2 separate regions of the Homo sapiens genome follow, and region 1 is linked to region 2. A link is a loop called in an ENCODE intact Hi-C map of the cell type or tissue named here. Cell type or tissue: PC-9. All regions are shown on one strand. Links, peaks and the distances in the headings refer to the core of each region. The heading gives the core; the rest is flanking DNA. Region 1 has its middle 110 kb from the start of UBE2E2-DT. Region 2 has its middle 180 kb from the start of UBE2E2-DT.

Region 1 (9,479 bases), core at 2,344-4,843, 76 kb before region 2:
TCATAGTCTCCCCGTTCATGGGTAACCATATCTTTGTGCACTGCTTTTGTTCTATGCGTTGTTTTCAGAAACCAGGTTCCTTGTGCTCCAACTTTTCTGCAGGTCTTCAAAATCTTCTCCAGCCATTAAGCTTGTGGAAGATGAAATAAAAACTGTGGAGGTGTGCATGAATGGTTTGTGTGGGTCAGATCTGAAGTGAGGGTTATTATTTTCATCCACAGTTGATTGGTCAGAGCCCAGTCACTTGGCCCACAGTACCTCAATGGGTGCGGGGAAATATAGTCAAGCTGCGTCCCAGAAGAAAACAAAATGATGTTTTCAACTATTGTCATGAACGTTTGTTGAGTCCTGGGCACTCTTAGTTGTCTTTGTTTTGGTCATGATTCAGTAAATCTGCTATTAGAAATCTCATTGTTTATTTACAATTATTTTTTGATCAGAACTAGTTTGGCGTACACCTCTCCTTTCTATAGCTGCCATTTTCTTTTTTTAGCTTTTACACTGTTGTTTGAGAATTTTGTTTGGGCTATTTTTTGACTCCTGGGCTGGCTGAGTACTTACCTTCATACATTTCTTTCACATGATCCTGACTTTGATTTTTTTAAAAAACAGTTTCACTAGGTGCAGCCTAGTGGAATGTAGTACTACTATCTAAGTGCTCGAGATTGCTTTGATATCAGAGCAGGAAGATAGAAATCTATCTCTGCCCAAATGCCTTCCTTTTCAATCTCACTCATCATGTTTTTCTGCTTCTCAAATTGTACTGTACAAATGTCTTTTTCTCTCACACACATTCAAACTCATCATTTTAAAAGAACAACAACTTTTTCTTCTGTATCTCTATCTGTTTTCATCACAATTTTTCCATGCTCTAAATTTGATCTTTTTTAGTCTCTCTAGACAACCTTTTAAAAACTACATCCCTTCATGCTTCATAAAGGGGATGACAGGCTCTCCCTGCTGGATTTGATTCCTTTACAACTTCATGGCAGTTTGGGGATTTCCCAAAGCTTGCAAAATGCCATTTAATAGAGGGAAAATGCAGCACCCAAACTCAAAAATAAAGTTTTCTTTGAATTCCTTCCAATGATAAGTGTAAGAGATTTTTTTTTTTGCTTCAAAAATAGTTTGTCATATTAAACACCTAATAGATTGTTTTTATTAAAGTAGTGATAATTGAGTATCTGGCTTGTAGTTCTTCTTCTTTTTTTTTTTTTTTTTTGAGATGGAGTTTTTGCTCTGTTTCCCAGGCTGGAGTGCAATGGCGGGATCTCGCCTCACTGCAACCTCCACCTCCCAGGTTCAAGTGGTTCTCCTGCCTCATTCTCCTGAGTAACTGGGATTACAGGAGCCCGCCACCATGCCCAGCTAATTTTTGTATTTTTAGTGGAGATAGGGTTTCACCATATTGGCGAGGCTGGTCTTGAACGTTTGACCAAAGGTGATCCACCTGCCTCAGCCTCCCAAAGTGCTAGGATTACAGGCATGAGCCCCTGCGTCTGGCTGGTTTATAATTCTTTAGAGAAACTTTTAGTATAGCTTGTGTGATATATATTTGCATTTGTGTTCATTTTAATCCATATGCGAAATATGGTTGTTGGACTATACCCTTCAGAAGTAATTAACCAGAATTTAATCAAGAGGCCACACTTCAGAAATGGTTACTATAAATGAGTATTTTACTTATGTTGATTTCTGATCAATACTACAGGCTTTGTTAATGTGTACATGATAGGTTGGAAATGGACTTTCATTGGTGAAATTTAGTGGTCAAGATATGGGGATGCCCTAGAAGATACTCCCACCCTTACATGAATAAGACAAGTTTGAAATTCAGCTAGGACATACTATCATGACTATATCACAGTCATGCGTTACTTAGTGACAGGGATACATTCTGAGAAATCTGTCATTAGGTAATTTTGTCTTTTGCAAACATTTGTCTTTTGCAAATCATTGTTTTTTTGCAAACATTGAGTGTACTTATACAAACCTAGATGGGTTAGCCTACTGCACACCTAGGCTTTATAGTATAACCTATTGTTCTTAGGTTACAAACCGATACAGCATGCTACTGTAACTGAATGTTGTAGGCAGTTAAAATACGGTGATAAGTATTTGTGCACCTAAATATATGTAAACATAGAAAGGTACAGTAAAAGGATGGTATAAAAGATTAAAAGTGGCACACTAGAACTGGGCACTTACCATAAATGGAGCTTGCAGGACTGAAAGTTGCTCTGGATGAGTCTGTGAATGAGTGGTGAGTGAATGTGAAGGTCTAGGACATTACTGCATGCTACTGTGGACTTTATAAACACTTAGACTATACTAAATTGATAAAAAATATTTTTCTTTTTTCAATAATAAATTAACCTTAGCTTACTATAACAGTTTTACTTTTTACAACTTTTTAATTTTTTAAAGTTTTTGACTCTTTTGTAATAACACTTGGCTTAAAACACAAACACATCCTACAGCTTTACAAAAGTATTTTCTTCATATCCTTATGCTATAAGCATTTTTCCATAAAAATTCTTTTTATATTTTAAACTTTTTAAATCAAAAACGAAGAAACACACACATTAGCCTAGGTCTACACAGGAGTCGGGATCATCAATATCACTGTCTTGCATCTCCCATCTTGTCCCACTGGAAGGTCTTCAGGGACAATAATACGCATGGAGCTGTTATTTCCTATGATAACAATGCCTTCTTCTGGAATTCCTCCTGAAAGATCTGCCTAAGGCTGTTTTACAGTTAATTTTTAAAAATATGTAGAAGGTAGCCGGGTGCAGTGTCTCATGCCTGTAATCCCAGCACTTTGGGAGGCCGAGGCGGGCAGATCACCTGAAGTCAGGAGTTTGAGGCCAGCCTGGCCAACATGGTGAAACCCCGTCTCTAATAAAAATACAGAAAATTAGCCAGGTGTGGTGGCAGGCTCCTGTAATTCCAGCTACTCAGGAGACTGAGGTAGGAGAATTGCTTGAACCCGGGAGGCAGAGGTTGCAGTGAGCCGAGATCACACCCATTGTACTCCAGCCTGGGCAACAAGAGTGAAAAAAAAATACATATATATATGTACACACACACACATATACATGTATATATATAATGTATACTTTATACTCCTATATATTATATATCTATGTATTTTACATTATATATAAAATATACTTTATGCTCCTTCTAGATATATATACAGAATATTATATAACATATATGGAAGTATAAAGTATATTATGGTAAATACATAAACCGGTGACATAATTGTTTATTATCAAGTATTATGTGCTGTTTATAATTGTATGAGCTAGACCTTCATATGACTGGCAGCACAGTAGGTTTGTTTATACCAGCATCACCACAAACATGTGAGTAATGTGTTGTGCTATGATGGTCCCATATTATAATCTTATGGGACCACTGTCATATATGCGGTCCGTTGTTGAGCAAAATGGCATTATGCAGTACATGACTGCAGTTGTTTATAGTCAGCCTCCATTCTGATTGGGTGGTCGGTACTATTTGTGATGTTAAATATTTTGAGCATTGTCTCTTGGAACAAGGTAGAAGGATGAGAGCCCAGCTATACCCTGAGAATGTCTACACCCTTAGGAATGTCTGTACCCTTAGGAATGACAGCAGGGGTGCTGCATTTGGTTACAGGGTTATGCAATGCTCAACAAACACAACTGTGTGCAGCAGCCCTGAAGAGTGCCTGTGTGTGATTCCTGAGATGTTCTATCCTCAGTCACTAATTTGAAGAATTCTTGGATGTCTGACTCTACTTGAGGATTAGTTAAATTGTGGTGTTAGAATTTTGTCACATTTGGCTTGGGGAAGCCTTTCCTGCAAGGTGCTATCAGGCTTTAAAAAGACAGAGGGCTCGGATTTCATCAGGTTTAAAGAACAGGATACATATTGTTTTGGACCTGCCTGTTACTTAAATGACGGGATTCTGTCTGACATGTACCTCTTTTGTTACCTGGTAGTGAGGTTGTAGAGAGATTTAGAGCCATCTCCTGCCTCTAATCTGGGTTCTTCATCTGCAGTCTATGGACCCTTTGCATACGTAGAATCCAAAGAGTTCATGTTCTTGGATATGACAAATAATTACATTTTTATTTTCATTAACTCCAGCTGAAATATAGAACTTCTTTCAATTATTAGTGAGACAAAACACTCTGGTATTAATTAGCTTTCCACTGTAATGAACAGATATTATATTTATTTTCATGACACATAACAGATAACATGTCATTTAATGTCATTATTTGAAATTATAATTGTAGTATACCCATTATTAGGTCTATTTTTAATTTATTTGTAGAGAATTCTATGTATTTTTATATCACAAATATTTAAAACTTTTTCAATAATTATATTTCAAACTGGCTTCCTTTTTATTCCCTATGCATCTTATTTTTTTGCATTTAAAAATATTATTTGGAGAGGACACACAAATGAATAACAACTGCTTTTTAGAGGCAGTAGATATCTCCCAAAATGTCTACTAGTTGCTCATGACTAGATTGGCTTATAGCCACTTAGTTCACAATAGTGGATGATTCACAAAGTAAACAAGTGGTGAGAGAGTAAGACTGATGGGAAAAATGTGGTCATAGTGTAGAGCCATTATTCTTCACCTGTTAGGTGACTGTGGGCTGGGTTAGAGACATGCAGGGCTCTAAAATCAGAGGTAGTTTCCCTGGAGGGAGGGCATAGTGGTTTTGTCTACAGCGTTGGGCAAGACCTGTCGCATTAGTTGGTGGGGAGGAATACGGCACCATTCGTCTACCCTGTCTTCCCACTATGCAATCTTTTTCACATCTCCCTCTATCTTTCTTCATAGTAGTTCCAAACACCATTTTGTAAACATATTAGTTTAGAAATTATTGAGAAGGTGTCCCTTTTTGAAAATGTGTTTAGAGAGAGACCAGTATACCCCCTTGCCTCCTTCCTTCTCCATGTATTCCACTTCTGGGCTGGTCATTCTGGGAAATACCATATATAGGACTGTAGGAATGAACTTCTAAATGTTTTCTATTTTACAGAACGTTTTTTCATTTTCTTGAAAACCGAATTCATCTGTATGCATGTTTTTATAGTAATCATTGCAAATACTAGGTAAGAAGTTAGGTATTTGAGGATAACAGTGAAAACAGAAAATTTCTCTTTTTAAATTTAAAACCATGTATAGGTCAGTGGCTTTCAAAAATTTTTGACGGTGACTTACAGTCAGAAATGCATTTTACATCCTGATCCAGTGTATAGGTGCACACACACAGGCACACACATTCACAATTGAAACAGAATTTTTTCATTTATCTCATCCCATCCATCCCGTCTCATCCCATTCCACCGTGTCCTGTCCCACCCCACCCCATCCCATCCCCTCATTCTGTCCCATTCTGTTCTGTTTGAGTCTATCCCATTTTATCCTATTTTTTAATTTAAGAAAAATATCGACCTTAACCCACTAAACTGATTTTACGACTCACTAATACATCACAATTTGAAGTTTGAAGAAAATATTGGCCTAAATGAGGTTTGTGTTTTCGATTTTTAAAGTCAGTTCAGAAGTGGCTCACTACATTTTCTCCCTCTCTCCATAGCACTTATTACAGTGAAACAAAGCTGAGCGAGGGGATTAGCTGGAGGACCTAACGTTGAGTACCTAGTATGCACTAATAATGTTATGTTTGTTTTGTTATCTTTTGTACTCCTCCAAACAATCTTGAGGAGCAGAAAAATCAAAGCTTCATAATGGCTCAAATTTTTATTTTTATTTTTCACTTCTGTATCCCCATCACCTATAATAATGAATGGCATATATCAGGCATTCAATGACTACCTGTTAAGTGAGTCTTATCCCAAGTTTACGAATAAGAACACTGAAGCTCAGAGGGGTTTGTGACTTGCTTAATATCTCAGAGATTGTAGATGGGAAGTGTGGGCTTAAAAGTATTTGTGATGGCTGGGTGCAGTGGCTCATGCCTGTAATCTCAGCACTTCGGGAGGCTGAGGTGGGTGGATCACTTGAGGTCAGGAGTTCGAGACTGGCCTGGCCAACATGGTGAAATCCCATCTCTACTGAAAATACAAAGTTAGCCAAGTGTGGTGGTGCACACCTGTAATCCCAGCTGCTTGGGAGGCTGAGGCAGGAGAATCACTTGAACCCGGGAGGCAGAGGTAGCAGTGAGCCGAGATCACACCATTGTACTCCAGCCTGGGCAACAAGCGCAAAACTCTGTCTCAGAAAAAAAAAAAAAGAAAAAAAGCATTTGTGACTGTCAAAGTCATTGTGTATTAAGAAGAGGCATACAGTCAGTCAGCTGTTAATTTGGCTTTATAAAAATGGGATAGTTTTGCATGCTAGAAAGTTTGGTGTGGTGGCTTAACACTGTTTTAAAACAAGATCTGGGGGGGAGCCAAGATGGCTGAATAGGAACAGCTCCAGTCTACAGCTCCCAGCGTGAGCAACGCAGAAGATGGGTGATTTCTGCATTTCCAACTGAGGTACCGGGTTCATCTCACTGGGGAGTGCCGGACAGTGGGTACAGGACAGTGGGTGCAGCGCACCGTGCCTGAGCCAAAGCAGGGCGAAGCATTGCCTCACCCAGGAAGCACAAGGGGTCAGGGAATTCCCTTTCCTAGTCAAAGAAAGGGGTGATAGACAGCACCTGGAAAATCAGGTCACTCCCACCCTAATACTACGCTTTTCCAATGGGCTTAACAGACGGCACACCAGGAGATTATATCCCACACCTGGCTAGGAGGGTCCTATGCCCATGGAGCCTCGCTCATTGCTAGCACAGCGGTCTGAGATCAAACTGCAAGGTGGCAGTGAGGCTGGGGGAGGGGCGCCCGCCATTGCCTAGGCTTGAGTAGGTAAACAAAGTGGCTGGGAAGCTCCAACAGGGTGGAGCCCACCACAGCTCAAGGAGGCCTGCCTGCCTGCCTCTGTAGGCTCCACCTCTGGGGGCAGGGCACAGACAAACAAAAGGCAGCAGTAACCTCTGCAGACTTAAATGTCCCTGTATGAGAGCTTTGAAGAGAGTAGTGGTTCTCCCAGCATGCAGCTTGAGATCTGAGAATGGGCAGACTGCCTCCTCAAGTGGGTCCCTGATCCCCAAGTAGCCTAACTGGGAGGCATCTCCCAGTAGGGGCAGACTGACACCTCACACGGCCGGGTACTCCTCTGAGACAAAACTTCCAGAGGAACGATCAGGCAGCAGCATTTGCAGTTCACCAATATCCACTGTTCTGCAGCCACCGCTGCTGATATCCAGGCAAACAGGGTCTGGAATGGACCTCCAGCAAACTCCAACAGACCTGCAGCTGAGGGTCCTGACTGTTAGAAGGAAAACTAACAAACAGAAAGGACATCCACACCAAAAACCCATCTGTACTTCACCATCATCAAAGACCAAAGGTAGATAAAACCACAAAGATGGGGAAAAAACAGAGCAGAAAAACCGGAAACTCTAAAAATCAGAGTGCCTCTCCTCCTCCAAAGGAATGCAGCTCATCACCAGCAAAGGAACAAAGCTGGATGGAGAATGACTTTGACGAGTTGAGAGAAGAAGGCTTCAGAAGATCAAACTACTCTGAGCTAAAGGAGGAAATTGGAACCAATGGCAAAGAAGTTAAAAACCTTGAAAAAAAATTAGACGAATGGCTAACTAGAATAACCAATGCAGAGAAGTCCTTAAAGGACCTGATGGAGTTGAAAACCACAGCACAAGAACTACATGACAAATGCACAAGCCTCAGTAGCCGATGCGATCAACTGGAAGAAAGGGTATCAGTGATGGAAGATGAAATGAATGAAGTGAAGCGAGAAGAGAAGTTTAGAGAAACAAGAATAAAAAGAAACAAACAAAGCCTCCAAGAAATATGGGACTATGTGAAAAGACCAAATCTATGTCTGATTGGTGTACCTGAAAGTGATGGGGAGAATGGAACCAAGTTGGAAAACACTCTGCAGGATATTATCCAGGAGAACTTCCCCAATCTAGCAAGGCAGGTCAACATTCAAATTCAGGAAATACAGAGAACGCCACAAAGATACTCCTCAAGAAGAGCAACTCCAAGACACATAATTGTCAGATTCACCAAAGTTGAAATGAAGGAAAAAATGTTAAGGGCAGCCAGAGAGAAAGGTCAGGTCACCCAAAAAGGGAAGCCCATCAGACTAACACCTGATCTCTCGGCAGAAACCCTACAAGCCAGAAGAGAATGGGGACCAATATTCAACATTCTTAAAGGAAAGAATTTTCAACCCAGAATTTCATATCCAGCCAAACTAAGCTTCATAAGTGAAGGAGAAATAAAATCCTTTACAGACAAGCAAATGCTGAGAGATTCTGTCACCAGCAGGCCTGCCCTAAAAGAGCTCCTGAAGGAAGCACCAAACATGGAAAGGAACAACCAGTAGCAGCCACTGCAAAAATATGCCAAATTGTAAAGACCATCAAGGCTAGGAAGAAACCATCAACTAACGAGCAAAATAACCAGCCAACATCATAATGACAGGATCAAGTTCACACATAACAATATTAACCTTAAATGTAAATGGGCTAAATGCCCCAATTAAAAGACACAGACTGGCAAATTGGATAAAGAGTCAAGACCCATCAGTGTGCTGTATTCAGGAAACCCATCTCACATGCAGAGACACACATAGGCTCAAAATAAAGGGATAGAGGAAGATCTACCAAGCAAATGGAAAACAAAAAAAGGCAGCAGTTGCAATCCTAGTCTCTGATAAAACAGACTTTAAACCAACAAAGATCAAAAGAGACAAAGAAGGCCATTACATAATGGTAAAGGGATCAATTCAACAAGAAGAGCTAACTATCCTAAATATATATGCACCCAATATAGGAGCACCCGGATTCATAAAGCAAGTCCTTAGTGACATACAAAGAGACTTAGACTCCCACACAATAATAATGGGAGACTTTAACACCCTGCTGTCAATATTAGACAGATCAATGAGACAGAAAGTTCACAAGGATATCCAGGAATTGAACTCAGCTCTGCACCAAACAGACCTAATAGACATCTACAGAACTCTCCACCCCAAATCAACAGAATATACATTCTTTTCAGCACCACACCACACCTATTCCAAAATTGACCACATAGTTGGAAGTAAAACACTCCTCAGCAAATGTAAAAGAACAGAAATTATAACAAACTGTCTCTCAGACCACAGTGCAATCAAACTAGAACTCAGGATTAAGAAACTCACTCAAAACCATGCAACTACATGGAAACTGAACAACCTGCTCCTGAATGACTACTGGGTACATAACAAAATGAAGGTGGAAGTAAAGATGTTCTTTGAAACCAATGAGAACAAAGACACAACATACCAGAATCTCTGGGACACATTCAAAGCAGTGTGTAGAGGGAAATTTATAGCACTAAATGCCCACAAGAGAAAGCAGGAAAGATCTAAAATTGAC
Region 2 (9,479 bases), core at 3,035-5,534:
TGGTGTATAACAGTGCTACTGATTTGTCTACATTGATTTTATATCCTGAGACTTTACTGAATTCATTTATTAGATCTAGGAGCTTTTTGGATGAGTTTTTAGGGTTTTCTACATATATGATCATATCACTGGTGAACAGCGACAGTTTGACTTCCTGTTTACCAATGTGGATGCCCTTCATTTCTTTCTCTTGTCTGATTGCTCTGGCTAGGACTTCTAGTACTATGTTGAATAGAAGTGGTGAAAGTGGGCATCATTGTCTTATTCCACTTCTCAGGGGGAATGCTTTCAACTTTTCCCTATTCATTATAATATTGGCTGTGGGTTTGTCATAGATGGCTTTTATTACATTGAGGTATGTCCCTTCTATGCTGATTTTGCTGAGGATTTTAACCATAAATGGGTGCTGGATTTTATCAAATGGTTTTTCTGCAATTATTGAGATGATCGTGTGATTTTTGTTTTAAATTCTGCTTATGTGGTGTATCCCATTTATAGATTTGTGTATGTTAAACCATCCCTATATCCCTGGTATGAAGCCCACTTTAATCGTGGTGGATTTTTTTTTGATATGCTGTTAGGTTTGGTCAGCTAGTATTTTGTTGAGGATTTTTGCATCTATCTTCATCAGGGATATTGGTGTGTAGTTTTCTTTTTTTTTTAATGTCCTCTCCTGGTTTTGGTATTAGGGTGATACTGGCTTCATATAATTATTTAGGGAGGATTCCCTCTTTCTCTATCTTTGGAATCATTTCAGTAGGTTTGGTACCAATTCTTTGAATGTCTGATAAAATTCAGCTGAGAATCTATCTGATCTTGGACTTTTTTTTGTTGGTAATTTTTTTTTACTACCATTTCAATCTTGCTGCTTGTTATTGATTTCTTCAGGGTTTTTACTTCTTCCTGATTTAAGCTAGGAAGGCTGCATATTTTCAGGAATTTATCCATTTCCTCTAGGTTTTCTAGTTTATGAGCATAAAGGTGTTCATAGTAGTCTTGAATGATCTTTTGTATTTCTGTGGTGTCAGTTGTAATATCTCCCATTTTGTTTTTAATTGAGCTTTTTGGATCTTCTTTTCTTGGTTAATCTTGCTAATGGTCTATCAATTTTATCTTTTCAAAGAACCAACTGCTTGTATCGGTCATCTTTTGGGGTTTTTGTTTCAATTTCGTTTGGTTCTGCTCTGATCTTTGTTATTTCTTTTCTTCTGCTGGGTTTGGGTGTGGTTCTTGATTCTCAAAGGCCTGGAGGTGTGACCTTAGATTGTCTATTTGTATTCTTTCAGACTTTTTGATGTAGGCATTCATTGCTATGAACTTTCCTCTTACTACCACTTTTGCTGTATCCCAGAGCTTTTGATAGGCTATGTCACTATTATCATTCAATTCAAAAAACAAAAATTTCCCTCTTGATTTTATTGTTGATCCAGAGATCATTCCAGAGCAGATTATTTAATTTCCATGTATTTGCATGGTTTTGAGTGTCCCTTTTGGAGTTGATTTCCAATTTTATTTCACTGTGAACTGTGAGAGTACTTGGTATAATTTTAGTCTTCTTAAATGTATTGAGACTTGTTTTCTGGCCTATCATATGGTTTATCCTGGAGAATGTTCCATAAGCTGATGAATAAAATGTATATTCTGCAGTTATTGGGTAGAATGTTCTGTAAATATCTGTTAAGTCTATTTGTTCTAGGGTATAGCTTCTTAAGTCCATTGTTTCTTTGTTGACTTTCTGTCTTGATGACCTGTTTAGTGCTGTCACTGGAGTACTGAAGTCCCCCACTATTACTGTGTTGCCATCTCTCTCATTTTTTAAGTCTAGTAGTAATTGTTTTATAAATTTGGGTGCTCCAGTGTTATGTGCATATATATTCAGGATTGTGATATTTTCCTGTTGGACTAGTGCTTTTATCATTATGTAATGTCCCTCTTTGTCTTTTTTAACTGTTGTTGCTTTAAAGTCTGTTTTATTTGATATAAGAAAGCCTACTCCTTCTTGCTTTTGGTGGCCATTTGTATGGGATATCTTTTTTTTCACCCCTTTACCTTAAGTTTGCATGAGTTCTTCTGTGTTAGGTTGAGTCTCTTGAAGAAAGCAGATTACTTGGTTGGTGAACTCTTATTCATTCTGCCATTCTGTATCTTTTAATTGGAGTATTTTGGTCATTTGCATTCAAAATCAGTATTGAGATGTGAGGTACTATTCTATTCATTGTGCTAGTTGTTGCCTGAATACCTTGTTTTTTTCATTGTATTATTGTTTTATAGGCCCTGTGAGATTGATGCTTTAAGGAGGTCCGTTTTGGTGTTTTTCCAGGTTTTGTTTCAGAATTTAGAACTCTTTGTAGTAATTCCTGTAGTGCTGGCTTTGTAGTGGTGAATTCTCTTAGCATTTGTTTGTCTGAAAAAAACTTTATCTTTCCTTCATTTATGAAGCTTAGTTTCCTTGGATACACAATTTTTGGTTGATAATTATTTTGTTTAAAGAGGCTGAAGATAGGACCCTAATCACCTCTAGCTTGCAGGGTTTCTGCTGAGAAATCTGCTGTTAATCTGGTAGGTTTTCCTTTATAGGTTACCTGATGCTTTTGCTTCACAGCTCTTAAGATTCTTTCTTTTGTCTTGACTTTAGGTAACCTGATAACTATGTGCCTGGGAGATGATTTTTTTTGTGATGAATTTCTTGGGTGTTCTTTGAGCTTCTTGTATTTGGATATCTGGATCTCTAGCAAGGTTGGGGAAGTTTTCCTCGATTATTCCCTCAAATAAGTCTTCCAGACTTTTAGATTTCTCTTCTTCCTCAGGAACACCAATTATTCTTAGGTTTGGCATTTAACGTAATCCCAATATGCTGTTAATACTTTCCAGTGCATTTTGCATTTCTCTAAGTGCGTGATATGGTTTGGCTCTGTCCCCATCCAAATATCATCTTGAATTATAATTCCCTCAACTCCCACGTGTCATGGGAGGAACCTGGTGGGAGGTGATGGAATTATGGGGGCTGGTCTTTCCTCCGCTGTTCTTGTGATAGTAAATCAATCTCATGAGATCTGATGGTTTTAAAAATGGGAGTTTCCCTGCACGAACTCTTCTCTTACCTGCAGCCATGTGAGACATACCCTTCATCTTCTGCCATGATCGTGAGGCCTCTCCAGCCACATGGAACTGTAAACCCATTAAACCTCTTTGTTTTGTAAATTGCCCAGTCTTGGGTATGTCTTTATCAGCAGCATGAAAACAGACTAATACAGTGTGTCTTTCATTTCCAGAAGTTGTGATTATTTTTATTTATGATATCTATCTGGAGATTTATTTTCTTCCATATCTTGTATTATCTTTTAAATTTCTTTAAGTTGGTTTTCACCTTTCTCTGGTACCTCTTTGAGTAGCTTAATAATCGACCTCTGAATTCTGTATTTAGCAATTCAGAGATTTCATCTTGGTTTGGATCCATTGCTCATGAGCTCATGTGATCTTTTGGGGGTGTTACATTGTTTTGTCATATTACCAGAATTGTTTTTCTGGTTCCTTCTCATTTGGGTAGACTATATCAGAGAAAATATCTGGAACACGAGGGCTTCTTTTCAGATTCTTTTGTCCCGTGGGGGGATCCCTTGATGTAGTGCTCCCCGCCTTCTCTTAGAAATGGGGCTTCTTGAGAGCCAGACTGCAGTGATTGTTGTTGCTTTTCTGGGTCTAGCCACCCAGCAGAGCTACTGGGCTTCTGGCTGGTACCGGGGAGTGCCGGCAAAGAGTCCTGGGTGTGATCTATCTTCTGAGCTCTCAGCCGTGGATATCAGCATCTGCTGTGGCAGAGGTGGCAGGGTTTTCCCGAATGCTGGTTTTGCTAGCAGTGAAGTTGTCATGTGGGCAGACTCAGGAGCTCTGGTCAGTGAGGATGTTGCAGGTGGTGGAATTAGCTGTTGTTTTCTCCTTTCTTGGAGCAGGGTTGTTCTGTTATGAGTTGCTGTAATGGCTTGAGTTGACTGGCCTCCAGCCAGAAGGTGGTGCTTTCAAGAAAGCGTCAGTTACGGTAGTATGGGGGTAGGGGAGGATACAAGCTTGCTCTAAAGTCACCTGGATAAGTATTCAGGTTTCTCAGATAATGGGTGGGGGTGCAGAGCTCCCACGAGTTTATGTCTTTTGTCTTTGGCTACCAGGCAGGTAGAGAAAGACCATCAGGTGAAGGTGGTGTTAGGCATGTCTGAGCTCAGACTCTCCTTGGGTGGGGTTTGCTGCATCCACTGTGGGGGTGGATTGGGTGGTTCTCAGGCCAATGAAGTTATGTTCCAAGGGGGATTATGGCTTCCTCTGGTGCTTTGTACAGGTTGCTAGGGAAATGGGGGAAAGCCAGCAGTGACAGTTCCCACTCAGCTCCCAGGTACCCAGCAAGGCCAGTCCAACCCCCATTGTGCTCCCCCAACAGCCAACAGAGCTGAATTCATATCCAGGCCTCCAGTGTGCAGGGATCAGATCTTGCCCCAGGCTATAAGCTTCCCTGCTGAGAAAGCAAGCAGGGCTTGCAAGCTTCACCCCTCCCTGCCTGCTGTGGCTTCTGTGCTCTTATCTGCGCTTCCCACTCACCCCCTGGATTCTGCCCAGGAAATTTCACGCTAAGTCAAAATTATTGCAAAGTTCAGCTGGACGTCTCCCTGTGGCCCTTCCCCAATTTTATTGGCTGCCCTCCCCAAAAACCCCTGTGAGACAAAGTCAGAAATGGCCTCCTTGGGGACTGGGAGTGCCTACAGGGCTCTTTCCCCTGCTTCTTCTACTTTTATATTTTGCTGCACTCTCTCAATCTGGATCTAAAATCTGGATTTTCAGGTTCCCCGGTGAGGATGTGTGTTTGGAGGTGGACTTTCCCCTTCTCACACTTTGGGCATTCACAGTTTTTCAGCTGTCTCATGGAGTTTGCAGTGGCAAGCTGCTTCTTTCAAAGGGTCTGTGAATTCTTTCCATTTTCCTGGTATGTTCCTGTGGTGGTTCATGGAGCAAAAATTTATGATGTGAGTCTCCACATGCTTTTCTGTTTGTCTGAGTGGGAGCTGCAAGTTAGTTCTACTTCTTATCTGCCATTTCTCCCCCAAACCTCTATGCAATTTTTATAAGTATAAAGAGATCCCAAGACCAATACGTTTGAAAACCAATGATGTACAAGGAGAGAGCAAGGACTGAACTCTAGAAATGGTACAATCAAGAGATGTAAAATTTTGCATGACCAATTAATGTTTAACAGATTATATAACTCTGGATATTTTATTCTAAACACTCTTGAAGGAAAATAAGTAAATTCTAAGAGCACTTGAAAATTTTGCCTCCGACCTTTGAAGCAAAACCAGACACAATGCTGAATAATTAATAAAAAGAAAAAAAAAACACAGACAAATGTTTCTACAGAATTATCCTAGCAGGAGAGGAATTGATGTGAGGTGAGTAAATTATCAGGACTGTAATGGCACAGCCTTTAACTAGTGAGCTTTGAAACTTCCTAAAAAATTTCTGCTTTTATTTTATTTATTTAAAAAAGGCGGAAATTTGTCTGAAATTGCAATATTGCTAAATGTCTTAGTCAGCTTAGGCTTCTATAACAAAGTACCATAGACTGGGTGGCTTACAAACAACAGGAATTTATTTCTCCTGATTCTGGAGGCCTTGATGTCTGATATCAGGGTGCTAGCATGATCAGGTTCTGATGAAAGCTGTCTTCTGGGCCACAGACTGCCAACTTCTCATTGTATCTTCACCTGGTAGAAAGGCAGCTAAGTAGCTCTCTGACCTCTTAGAGTAAGGGCACTAATCCCATTCATGAGGGCTCCATCCTCATTACCTAAATACCTTCCAAAGTCTCTGCCTCCTAATATTGTCACATTGGGTGTTAGGAATTCAACATATAATGCATTCCTTAAAATAACATTTATTATTTGTTTCATATTGCAAAAGGAATATGTGTTCATGGTAGAAACTATAGAAAGCATGGAGAAGCAAAAAGAATTAAATAAAAATCACAGGCGAGTTCTTCTCATGAAGATTACCCACCCTATTAACATTTTGATAGTATCCTTTCAGTTTTCTTGACATGTAGATATATATCTATATTTTTTCTTTTGCAAAAAGATCATACTATACATACTGTTTTATACAGCGCTTGTTTTCCCTGGCAGTGTTTCATAAACATCTTTCTTTCAAGTATACATTTTATTAATATTCATATTATCTGAAGGTCTCCACATATTTTTATTGCCCTTATCTTAGATTATGAGAATGTATTGTGATGACTTGAAGGTTATATTACTCAGGGTTCTTGGTTGCAAATAACAGGAAATAACTGGCCACATTTTATAGGAAAAGAGTCTACTGGAAGTATTGGCAGCTCCAAGGATGCGGGGAGAATGGGGCCAACCAAGCTCAGAAAATGGAAAACAAATGCCCACTACAATGAAGCATTAGAATATTCTACCTAAATATGTGCACATTTAAAAATCAGCCCTACCTGCTTGACTCTGCAGAATGTATTCTCCTTACTTAGATTAGAGCTAACAGAGAATAGATACAGGCTAAAGGCCAGAATGGTAAAAAAAAAAGATGAACAACCCAGACACTGATATAAATTGGAAGGGCTCCTGCAGCTTGGAACCAGAGGGGTTATTATGTAATGAGAATAGCACACTGAAGATCCTTCAGCTTGCTGTGCCATGAGTCACATACAGGACAGGCAGGTTTGCATTTTTCACTTATTGCTGTTTTTGCAGCACACGATTTTGTTATTTATTTGAATGATGGGAAAGACCACAGTGGACTGCCCTGAGGGTTGTGATAGTGAGCTGGAAATAAGGGCTGGATGACCTGAATGTGAAATGCTGAGTATGTGTGGATGTGGAACAACAGAGGAGGTGAAGCCAGGACTTGAAGAAACCCTAAAGATTTAAGGGCTGTGCTATACCATCGTGGCAAATCAAGCCCTTTCATCTCCCTCTCCCCTCCCCTACCCCTAAATTGCTAAGCCTGTGACCATGTGTTAGCCTGACTGATATAACAGCTTGAAACTAGGCCATTTGAAATATAAGATGAATTCTTGGGGATAGGCGAAAAAATATGCCATTTTGAAAAGCCGACTTCTACTAAAATCATTGCATAATGGCATTCAGCAGCATTAAAAATGACATGGAGAAGAAATAGTGCTTCGAGAATAGAATTGCTCTTAGCTTTCTTTAGTGTTCTCAGGAGTTTTTCCAGATAAATGTACTCTTGGTGGATTCGGTAAAACTGAATATCCAACAACTGTTATAACTGGGAGAGGCTGTGCTCCATACGGCACTGGGCTGTGAGTGGTGCCAAAAAAATATTAGTCTCTGTTCTCCTCCATACCCTCTCATCCCCATAAAAGAAAAAAGCCCTTAGTGATGCTTAGTTCTTAAAATGTGATCTTGCTGAGAAAATTAGTGTCCCAGTCTGCACAAATTTAAAAAAATCCTTGTGTTTTCTCAGAAAATAAGAATTTCAAAATGTTGGCAATAGGAGAGGTCAAGGAATAGGAAGTAAATGGAGAAAGAAAAAAGAGGAATCTCACATGTGTGAAGAACCTACCAGTATTTGTTACTTTGCACATGTCTTCTCAGTTAATGCTCCCAACTACTCTGTAAGTGGCTTAATTAATATTTCCATTTACAGAAGAGTTAACCGAGACTCAGAGAGGATAAAAGATTTGCCCCTGACCACAGATGCTAAATAGAATAAATCAAATTCAAATTGCAGTTTTTTTTCCATTTCAAACTGTTTCCATCGTAATTCTTGAAGGCAAGGAAAAGGGAAGAGCTGAAGGACATTTCAGTGATGGGGACAGGAGAGAAGAAAAAACAAGGCTGTTTTATATTTGTTGATGTTGATGTCTATGTTTGTAATTGATCACAATAAAATACATATACAATTATAAAAATGTGATTTAATGTAAAGAACTGATTATTAACTCAATTTAAAGATACAGTAGCTTACCACTGATTAATATGAAAGCTCTGTCTGTTCCTTACATATCCAACTTGTATTATCAGAAGCATTTTTGTGATGTCATTTTAATATATGATAAGTTTCATAATGGCTCTGTCATCTATCCATCCATCCATCCATCCATCCATCCATCCATCCATTCATCCATCCATCTTTCCTCATATGTATATCTTACATCTATAATACACACACACACATAAATATATATTCAAAAAGATTTTAATTATTGGGACATCTTTAGGTTTTTACATTATTCAATAATATTTTCTTATGAAAATATTTGTTCATTGAACAAAAGTATAAACATGTGATGAAAATAAAAATTAGTCAAATCTTACACATTTCACCCAGTCATACCCAATGGTTCTGTTTTATATAACTAAAGTACAATGTCAGAAGCCAGGAAATTAACATTGGTACAATGAGTGTATATAGTTCTATGTCATCAGAAGCCAGGAAATTGACATTGGTACAATGAGTATATATAGTTTTATGTCATTTTTATCACCTGTATATATTTGTATAACCACACAATAATAATTATATATGTATATTCTAAAAATGGAAACAACTCTGTATAATCTGCTTTATAACTTTTTTCCATTTAACAATATACTGTATGGAGTACATTTTTCAATATAATTACTATCTGTCCTACAATGATAACATTTTTACGTCTGTCTTGTATTCCATTGTATACACATGCGTCTTTGTATGTGCATCTGGGATAATTTCTTTAAAATAAGTAAAATCAGGTGGCCAATGGTTATGGACATTTTAAAGGTACTTGCTGCATACTACTGAATCACCCCTTGAAATTTATCAATTAATACTAATGTGAGCCAAAATGAATAATAATGTTCATTAACCAGTGACTTGGCCAACATCTGTATTAACATTAAAAGAAATCAATGTCTATTTGATAGGAGAAAAGTATTAATTTATTGGGCTTTAATTTACATATATTTAATTTCTTGTAAGGTTGGACCCTTCTTATGTTTTTTGAACATTTATATGTCCTTCTTATAAATTCTTCTATACTTTAGTCAAATTTTTCTATGGAGGATTTTTCCTTTATTTATTTGTAAATGTCCTTTATGCATGAAGGGTATTATTCCATTGTCCATATATAGTTACTTTTTTTGTATGTTTGTTAGGTTTTAACTTTTGTTTATAATGATTTTCCTGCACAGAAGTTAAGAATTTTTGTGTTATCAAACCTATCAATCTTTTTAAAGTAGTTTCTGCCTTTGGAGAGTCCTTTTCCATATTAAAATAATTGTTATATTTTCTTTTTGTTCTTTTAGGATTTATTTTTAAATATTAAACTCTTTAAGCTATCTGCCATCTTTTGAAGTATATAAAGTATTGAATTTAATTTTTGTTTCAAATTGTTAGCTCTTCCAGTAACAGCTATAAAAATAGCTGTTTCATTAATTTGAAATATTTCATTTATCCTAAGTTAAAAATCATAT

Evidence for each region. A loop is a pair of places that touch in the nucleus more often than their neighbours do. Peaks named below come from ENCODE experiments on the same cell type or tissue, not always from the same donor. Only the 100,000 strongest peaks of a DNase experiment are listed, where the experiment ranks them.
Region 1: a loop joins it to region 2, with 18 times the contacts of the local background. A loop is called at or near these places in 3 of 110 quality-filtered maps.

The regions. Positions count from the first base shown.
Region 1 is chr3:23,090,406-23,099,884 of GRCh38, reverse strand. No RefSeq gene overlaps it. Among named protein-coding and RNA genes, the nearest start is that of UBE2E2-DT, 110 kb to the left of the region's middle. In PC-9, for the core only: no CTCF peak of the experiment used is centred there; DNase peaks (open chromatin) are centred at 3,644 and 4,614.
Region 2 is chr3:23,015,222-23,024,700 of GRCh38, reverse strand. No RefSeq gene overlaps it. Among named protein-coding and RNA genes, the nearest start is that of UBE2E2-DT, 180 kb to the left of the region's middle. In PC-9, for the core only: no CTCF peak of the experiment used is centred there; DNase peaks (open chromatin) are centred at 4,490 and 4,850; H3K4me3 peaks cover 1,110 bases; H3K27ac peaks cover 941 bases.